2 separate regions of the Homo sapiens genome follow, and region 2 is linked to region 1. The links are chromatin contacts, found by Hi-C in ENCODE. All regions are on one chromosome and are shown on one strand. Each heading gives the region's core, a stretch centred on a gene start or an enhancer-like site at or near the end of the contact. The rest is flanking DNA. Distances are from core to core; before and after follow the strand shown. Region 1 overlaps ABCB4 (ATP binding cassette subfamily B member 4). Region 2 holds the start of ELAPOR2 (endosome-lysosome associated apoptosis and autophagy regulator family member 2).

Region 1 (4,399 bases), core at 351-2,850:
CATAACTGAGGAGATGGCATAAATTGAGACTTTCAAAGATATCTGTTCAAATTTGCAAGTGTTCAAAACTACTGTTCCAGTCTGCAAAATTGTAATCTAAGTTGTGTTCAACTTTGTGTTAAAACATACTCATTTATAAAATCAGGCTGCAGTGGAAATGAGTGGCAAATGGTGCCATTAGGAGTTTCTTGAATTGCTCAACTATAAACCACTGAAATAGTCTGTGTTTCTTTATCTTCAGAGTAGGTTGGATCTGGTCCTCATTCAGAGAACAAATGAAATACTTTCCTCTGGAACATACCCAATAGCAAGTCTCACTTTTGGTTCAGTCTACACACTGCAAAGAAAGGTTTGAGCAATTCCTTAAAGGAATGTTTGTCTTAAGTCACCCAGATAGGTTATTTATGTTGCCTGCACTGATAACCAAAGACTGTGCAATTCTCTATATCTTTTACGTCTTGGAGACCTATTCTTGTTGTTTGCATAAGATGTAAAAAATATAATTCTGTGTCCTAGTCACATCAAAAAGCTACTTATTTTCAGTGACAGAATTGTTGAAAAAAGGCCACCCTTATAGTCATATCATTGTTTGGAGCAGCAGAGCTTTTATTATCTTTTTGGGACAATAATTCAGCCTTAGGAAAGCACTAGGTTCTTAGCAGGAATCATATGGTTCATTACCTGTAAGGTCCATACAATTTTTCAACATACATTGATTCAAATTTTCTTTCCTGGGTCAAAGACACAACTGTCCTAATATTTTCTATTGCCTCTGTTGCAATCTGTAACACAGAATAGACCTTCATTAGAAGTGGTGTTTTCACTTCTGAAATAATGAAAAATAAGCCCTAGGGCTCTGTCAAAAGTATCCTGAAGGTTACGTTGATAGGCTTTAATTTCCTTTAAATTAAAAACCAAAGGCATAATCTGTTCAAGACTAGCTTTATGACAAAACTGGTACTTCTGGCTGTGCTAAGTATGGTAGGCAAGTCTTTGTATGCTCAGGAAGGCTGATCAGCTAAGGGCAAGAACTGTGGCCTGGGAACCAAGGGCCTGGTTCTATTCCCAGCCTGCCACCAGGCAGTTACATGACTGGCCTTAGTCACAACCCCTTTGTGGCCTGGCTTTCTTCACAAGGCAGAGTCCTAAAAGAAAGGATTAGGCTGTGATTTCTAAGGGCCTATTGGAGCTGCCAATTATTTCCTCCCTGAGTATAACTTCTTATAAAAGCTGTCCACCCACAATGGGAAGGAGATCCCAATTGTCAACAACATGAGCATGCTTTAAATCCGTGATTAAATCAGAGTCAGACATCTGACTAATCTGGGTCAATCAGATTTGGTTTCCTGGCCCTGGACACAAGTTTGAACCGTGAGGCCCTGGGGCTTCAGAGGCTGATGTCACATTGGGTATGTGTAAGAAGCTGGTCTGAATATACAGCATCCGAGGAATGGAATAGATGTATAGGAAGACTCAGATATTAGAGCCTGTGGCTGTAAGAGCCAGTTACACACAAACTGCCTGTATTTCTTGCACTTTGGAGTGTCCTTATATCAAATCGCTTTTACCCAAACCAGCCAGAGCAGTTCTCTGATTCTTACAGCCAAACCACCCTTGACAAATGTTGATTGTCTGTGACTTAGCTATTTAGTCTAAATCTTAGTTCTGTAGTTGAGTCATCTAAACCAACAGCACATGGAGCATAAGATCTTAATTTTAGGTTTTTAACAGCTTTAAGACTTTTTTTTTTACCTCAGTTCTTAGCTTCTGCAATGAGCTGAAAGGAAGATATGTGATGCTTGAGACTGAATAACCATAGATTTTTCATTTGTAATAAAGATATAACAGATAGCAATTACAAGAATAGAGAAAAATTACTGAGCTTTTACTATGTCCAAGTATTACCTCATTCACCAATATGATCTCATTTAGCCTCACAACCTTGAAAGGGAAATAGTATTCCTATTTACACAGATGAGAGAACCGAGGCACAGAGAAGTTAACTGAATTGCCTTAAGTTCTAAAGTTAATAAGTAGCAAAGCAAGAATTCCAACTGAGACTATCTGATGTGGAGTCCATGTTCCTAAGCCATAATGCTATTCTGCTACCCCTGCTGTGTAATTTACACAAGGAGAAACCAGTAATGACTTGACACTCCTCTTGACATTCTAGTCATGGATCAACTCCCTTACGGGTTAGCTGTGGCACAGAGGGCCCTTAATCTCAGTGACCAGACAAGCCCTGGGTCAAGATGGTTATGAGGCAGTCTTCCCTCCCCACTCCCTGCCCAGTAACCAACACCCTCACTACCAAGCCCTTTTTGGAAAATTGGGATGGGAATACCTCAAACCCTGTTGTACTTTAATGATGATGAAACTGTACCCAGGTAAATGAGAGTGTTTCTTTTTAAATAGTGATTTGGGGTTTTTCTAGAACCTTCTTTCCGACTCTTAAGCAAGTGCTGACTGAGTAAACAATATTAAACTATGATTGAACTGCTGATATTAACATTTAAAACATTTTTAATCTTTCATATTTAAAATCTTTCATATTTCATATTTAATCTTTCATATTTCATAACCCTATTAGGTTAAAGTAGCTACTAAAAAAATTTAAACTGGCCAGTCTGAGTTATTCAATCTCTGATGCTTAGAATAACAGGGTTTTAGCTGGAAGGAACTTGGGGCAGTATCTGGTACAATTTCTCATTTTACTAAGGTAGGACATGAGGACTAGAGAAGTTGGGGATCTTCTCCAGCCTCACACACTGTGAATAGCAAGACCAAAGCTAATAACCCAAGATTTTGTTTTGTTTCAATACTGCTCAATTCTACCTGCTCTACTCTGACAAAATTCTAACAATTAATGGAGCTAAGACTATTAACTAGATTCAAGATGTTTTCTATCATGTAACTTGTCTAAGAAAAGTTTATTTTCATTCCATCCAACTGACCATTCTCCCATATGAAATGTGGAAAGAAGCAGGATTGAGGGGCAGGGGAGGAAACAGAGCTACACAGTGTTTCTTCAGCAGTTAGTTGAGACACTCAGAAGTCAAGGAAATGATGCCCTAAAGTACCCACAGCCAGCAGCCAAGAGAATCTTCAAGAACTCTAGACACCCAGGGGTTCCCAAGTCCTGGGAACCACATATTGTCCTAGCAAGCTCCAAGTCTTGGAGAGGATGCAGCGTGAAAATGAGGAGAGTGAATTCTGATGGAAACCTGGAGATACTATTATACCTAACGCTGCATGCAGCGGCAGCTGATGCTGATTACAAGAGGACAAGAAAGGATTTCACCAGACATAATTGGTTTAGTGGAAACATGGTTAGTCCGAATGTTAATCTTCCCTCTTAATATGGTGCCTCTGAAGCTAGTCACTCACCCAGTCTCTGACGCCTTCTTCCCTATAGAGATACTGTCTGTTCCACTTCTCATAACTAGTTAAGGTCAGTTGCAGTAATGCTTGTAAAAGGGCTTTGTAAAGTGCAATGCTATAAAACCTATATCACAATTTATATTTATTATCTGCTTCACTTCCTCATGTTTCAATAAAGGATAATAATTACATAAATAAGACTAAGAATGTTCATGGTTATAATCTACATGTGAACATTTCAGTGCATGTACTTGTAAATAAAATGTTTATGTGTAGATTTAGACACTTAAACACATATAAAGAGACCATATAGTAGAGGTAAGAGCTTTGAAACTAGACCTGAACTTAAATCCCAGCCAAATCTCTAACTTCTGTTTGAATCTCAGGTTCTGTATTTCTGAAATTGGGATAACAATAGTGCCTGCCTTATAGGATTATTGTGAAGATGTAATAAATTGGTGCATATAAATATGTAGCACAATAACTGGCACGTAGTAAGGCTCAAGTAAATGTTAAGCCCAATTGCCATTATAGTGAGAACCACAAAATTGAGGCATTACTGCCATCTGGTGGCTGCCATCTTAATTATAGAAATCACAGCCAAAAAGAAGAGGATCTCTTAAATGCCAGCACATGTCCGACCCTGAACAATTCACTTACAGTCTTCTGCATGAAGGTTTGTGAAACAGGGATGACATTTGTCCAAACAGTAGCATTTGGACATGAAGTAAAATGAAATGCACTTTGAATATTCAGAAGTTCTTTATCATAACTATGTTAAGTGCTTTCTATAGGCTCAACGTTTTATGTTAATCACCTTATATTTAAGTTCTAGACATTAATACAGTAAAATATTTCATACACAATTGACAATTATTAGTTGTAGTGGGCACAAACATTTAATTATTAAAGCCTGCATATCATGATAAATAATTCAAATAAAACACATGTCTAAAAACAACACTTAACACCAATTGAAATCTTATTTGACCTACCTTTCCAGCAGCTTCCAGTTCTT
Region 2 (4,601 bases), core at 962-3,461, 350 kb before region 1:
ACATAAATGGATCTGTGCATTAACATTTATAAAAACATACAGCCAAAGGCAGGCTCAATAGCGTCCTCCTATATATTTTATTTATTCTCATTTTTCAGAAGGAAAATGTAAATTTCAGATCTCAACGGATGAGTCACATGCAATTTCTAAAGCCAATGCAGTAAGGACCTGTGATCAAGTGAACCCAGCCTTCCTGAACCTTCTGTCATCTCTCTGCCCCTCCTTTCAATCTTTGTTTTAGGTTGCAGACTCTTCTTTCTAGGTATACATGTGTAGGACATGTGTTCATCTAAAAGATTAGTCTAGTTGTAGAGACCAAAGGCATCACTTCTATTGACCCTGACCTTCGCCTACTTCAAGCAGATTTTCATTACTAAGAATCGATGTTATCAGAAGCTTAAGACTTTTCAGTTTAGAAAAATATATTCTGCATATTAGAAGTTGGGGGCTGGAGGATAAAGTTTATCTTGTCACAACTGTTCAATCTGAGATGTCCAAGAAGCAGCTTTCTGTGGAAACCTGGAATAATGGATTATTCCCAGGTGATATGTAAAGTTGTAGAATATAGATTAAGCTCATTATACTAAAAAGCCCTAAAATTAAACACAGCTGTTTGTTGAGCTCTTGCCCTGATTTCCCCAATTACAACATTGCTGTGTGTTCGCACACAAGCCTTTGATCCGATTCTCTTTCATTTCAGTCTGTCCTGGGACCTGTACTGTAGGAGAGAAAGACGAAAATCCATAGATGATGGATGATGTGTAGAACACAGATACTCTGTAATTCAAGTCTCGGTAAAATTCAGAAGTTAGAGCAACATACACAAACAAGAGGGTCTGGCCTTTCTTCCCAGAGGGGCTATTGGCTAACCTATTTTTGCTACATTAATTAAAACGACCCATCGCCCTGATTCCTAACAATCTTCCTAAAAACAGTATCTATTCCATATATCCTCCCAACACAATCAAAGTAGGTCAGAAATGTTGCTTCCTTCCCCTCATTGATTTTCATTAAGAGGATGCACTTTCTGAACACTAAATGGAAAGATAAACACCCAATACAAGAACCAATGACACCCCCTGTAAATTTTTGGCACACTGTCTCGTTCTTCTAAAAGCCAGATAAAAATCTCATCTCCCATAGTTTATCCTTTTTGGCTGTAAAACAACAATGATTACAAGCTATAAAATACACCGCGGCAATACTTCAGCCAGGTGATAAAGCACCTCCCAAAAGAAGCATATTCACTGTCTTTTCTAATTTTCTCCATCATCAACCTGCATCTTCTCTACCAAGTACATACTCCTTTTTTTTCCCCCCCAAATTCAAATCCACATTTTGTCAGAAGGATGCTAAGTGACACCATACATTGGCTTAGCAAACCCACAGGGCCTTAATCAGGAAGCTGAGGGCAGGGGAGTAGGACGAAGGCGTTTGCAGAGACAGGGGAGTGGAGACAGGGGGAGGAGGAGCGGGAAATCCTCTGGTGTCTGTGTCTGGCTCTCTGGAAAAGCTGTGATGAGATGGTTCTTCAAATCCCACTGGTGGGGCTTCCCCAGTCTCCTCCCCTTCCTGAAATCTTTCCCTCGACCCCAGGTCCTCAAACCTGGCTGTCCAAAAAGGACGCCGCAAAGTCCTGCAGAGCCCCCAAAAGACACAAGCGCGGACAGAAAAGCATCCCCCGAGAGACAGCGAAGCCACACACCCTCTCCGGGCCAGCTACCAGGGCGGGCAACTTCACCCCTCGAAGCAAACGAAAGCCCCTGTTCTCCAAGCAAAGGAAAAGGGGATGGCAAACAGAAATAAACAGGAACCGCTCTCAGCCTTCATCTTCCGCGCCCTCCCCCAGCAAACTCCAGGTAGAGGACCAGGTGCTGCTCACCTCCTGGCAAGGAGGAAGCGGGCGGCTGGAGGAGGAGGGCAGGTCCCCAGCCCAGGCCGCCTGGCAGCCGGCGAGCGCCCAGCAGCAAATCCAGGCGGGGCTCCAGGGCGGCGAGCGCCCGCGGCGGGGAGCCTCCGCCGGCCGCCCCCAGCCCCTGCCCCGTACCGGCCCCCGGGCGCGGAACAGCATCTTCGTCCGGCCGCGGTCGGCGGGCCGGCGGCAAGGCAGCCTTCCCGGGGTGCGGCGGCAGCTCCGGCTCCCGGGCCGCGACTGCTGTGCGCTCGTCTCGCCGCTCCGTCACCCGCTGCCCGTCCGCCCGCTGACAGCTCTGCTGCGCTCGCGGCCCGGGCAGCCAGCGCCGATGCTCCCGTCACGCCGGAGGGAGGGACCGCGGGGCGCGGGCGCGGCGCGGGGGCGGGACGCGGGGCGGGGACGCTGGAGCTGGGGAGCAGGTGGCGCGGGCGGGGGCTGCGGCCCAGCCCGGCGGGTCCCCAGGGGCTGCGCGGCGCTCGCCTCGCGCTAGAGGGCGAGAGAGGCTGGGGACCCCGTGGAGTAGCCTGTCTCAGGTCCCCGTGGCCCACTGGGAGGGGCGCTCCCGGGATGAAGCCAGAGTAAATACAGGACATCAGGACATTGTTTTCTGGCGGTGGGTCTTTAAAAAGCTCGCCACTTTCCTCATTGCACACAAACACGCAGATGTGCCCTCGGAACATCCCTTGTAAGGATCCATGCTGGCTAGCGTCAGATCGAATTTCTAGTTAGGGTGTGCATGAAATGGCGGGGAAGAAAGAGGACTGAGGTGTAGACGTGGTGTGTGACTCAGTTTTCTCACCTATTTAATGAAAATAATACCCACCACGTAGGATTATTATGAGGATTAAGTAAGTTGATGTACATAAAGCACTTGGAAGAGTGCCTGGCACACAGTAGGTGACATGTGTTGGTAGTAGTAGCCATAATTATTGCTGCTATTGGTGTTATTTTGTGGAGATGTGTAACATTGGGCATTAAGCCCTGTGTTTTCTGGAGGAAACAGTTTCTCCATCTGTGCGATGATTGAGGTGCTCTTCGTTTTTTCTTTCATTCAAAAACATACTGAACTAGGTGATGGTGAACAAGATGGACATAAGGCCTTCCTCAGTGGCAAGGATCTCAAGATCCCTTCTTGATCTCAGATTCTGTAAATGGGTGAGTTATTGTGTTTTTCAAAAGAAGCATCCAAATTTCTGATTATTGAATATCTGGACAAATCCACGTGGCCCACTCATTATAAGTTGGCCTGTGGCACATTTGTTTGTGGCATTATCTCTAATATCCTTTTAACAAAATTTCCACATGAAAGTCTCTGTATATGTGTGTTTGTGTGTATGTATACACATATAGATTTGTGTATCACACCTATATTCTGATTATAACAATATATGTTATTTGTAAACATTTTGGAAAATATTGAAAAGTATCAGGAAGAATATAAAAATAACTAGAGATCCTACCACCCAGAGATAACATTGTTAATGGTATTAACATGTTGAGGAATTTCCTTGCTTTTTTTTTTTTAACTCTGTGTGTACTGCAAAACTGGAATAATAATTTGTAACCTGCTTTTATTTTTATTCTTAATAACATAAATATTTTCTCAAGTCATTAAAGTCTCCAACAACACAACTTTAATAATTGTAAAATATTTTCTACTCTTTAGATACATGTAATTTACTATTAGATATTAGGCATTGTTTAAGGATTCAGTGTTATTAATAATTCTGGAAAGAATGCCCTTGGAACATAATCTGTGTGCATCTTTAAATATTTTATGATAACTTTCTAGAAGTGAAAACATTGGATCACATGATATGTGTATTTTTAAAGTTTTTGACGAATAGTGTACAAATTCCTTCCAAAAAATTTGTAGCAATTGTTACCAGCAGTTTATGAGTATTTATTTCACATCACCCTAGATTATAATACTTCAGATATTTATCATTTTGGTAGAAGAGACAAAAGCTATTATTTTTAAAATGTATTTTTATCATTGGTGACATCGAGTGATTTTTTATATATATCTACTAGCTATTTGCATTTTTCCTTCTCATGTCAGGGTGTGAGAATTTTTCACTGGCACACTTTAGCCATTTTATTGAAGTTCCATTTTTTATTGATTCGTTAGCAATCTTCATAAGCTTTGTGTATGTTTATCATATATCTTACAAATACTTTTTTGTAGTCTTTTAAATTTACTTCTGATAGCTTTTCTGGCAGAAGCTTGTCATCTTTAGGTATTCAAATGTAGCAACATTTTCTTTTGTGATTTCTTCCTTTTTTATATCTAGAAGTACACGTATCTCTGCAAAATCATACAGATGCCTATGTTTTCTTATTTTGTTATATTTTGTTATTATTTCCTTTTTATATGCTTTATTCTTTAATTCATGTGGAATTTTTAGGAGTCAAATTATGTTATGATTTTTGTCATCTGAGAAAGAACTAACAACATGACTATTAAATTGAAAACAGCTTCTTTCCTTATAAAAATAAGAGTCGTCCAGTCAATGCACTTGGATCAAATGACAATTGTAGATTTTCCAGAGTAGGACAACTTGCCACTTTCAATAAATACTTTTCTCATAGTTGTCCCATCCATAAAAAAGATCTTGACCTTGGATAATTAAAATCAGCATAAAGGCTGACAGAGAAAGGAAATTTCAAGAAGACTCTAAGGTCC

The links. A loop is a pair of places that touch in the nucleus more often than their neighbours do. Pooled maps may share reads with other maps.
Region 2: a pooled map shows a loop between it and region 1 (7-fold over the local background). The contact joins the promoter of ELAPOR2 here to the enhancer-like site in region 1. A Hi-C loop is called at or near these places in 9 of 50 pooled maps.

The regions. Positions count from the first base shown.
Region 1 is chr7:87,412,936-87,417,334 of GRCh38, forward strand. It overlaps ABCB4 (ATP binding cassette subfamily B member 4), which reads right to left. Exons shown (of 28, transcript NM_000443.4): 21 at 4,377-4,399; 22 at 682-782. Among named protein-coding and RNA genes, the nearest start is that of ABCB4, 61 kb to the right of the region's middle. Within about 2 kb of position 1,601, at least 6 of the 41 ENCODE cell types and tissues checked have a DNase peak (open chromatin) inside an H3K27ac peak, as active enhancers do.
Region 2 is chr7:87,057,443-87,062,043 of GRCh38, forward strand. It overlaps ELAPOR2 (endosome-lysosome associated apoptosis and autophagy regulator family member 2), which reads right to left and starts at 2,212. Exons shown (of 22, transcript NM_001142749.3): 1 at 1,883-2,212. The coding sequence starts at 2,071. RefSeq lists an enhancer at 1,174-1,674 and silencers at 1,940-2,009, 2,100-2,489.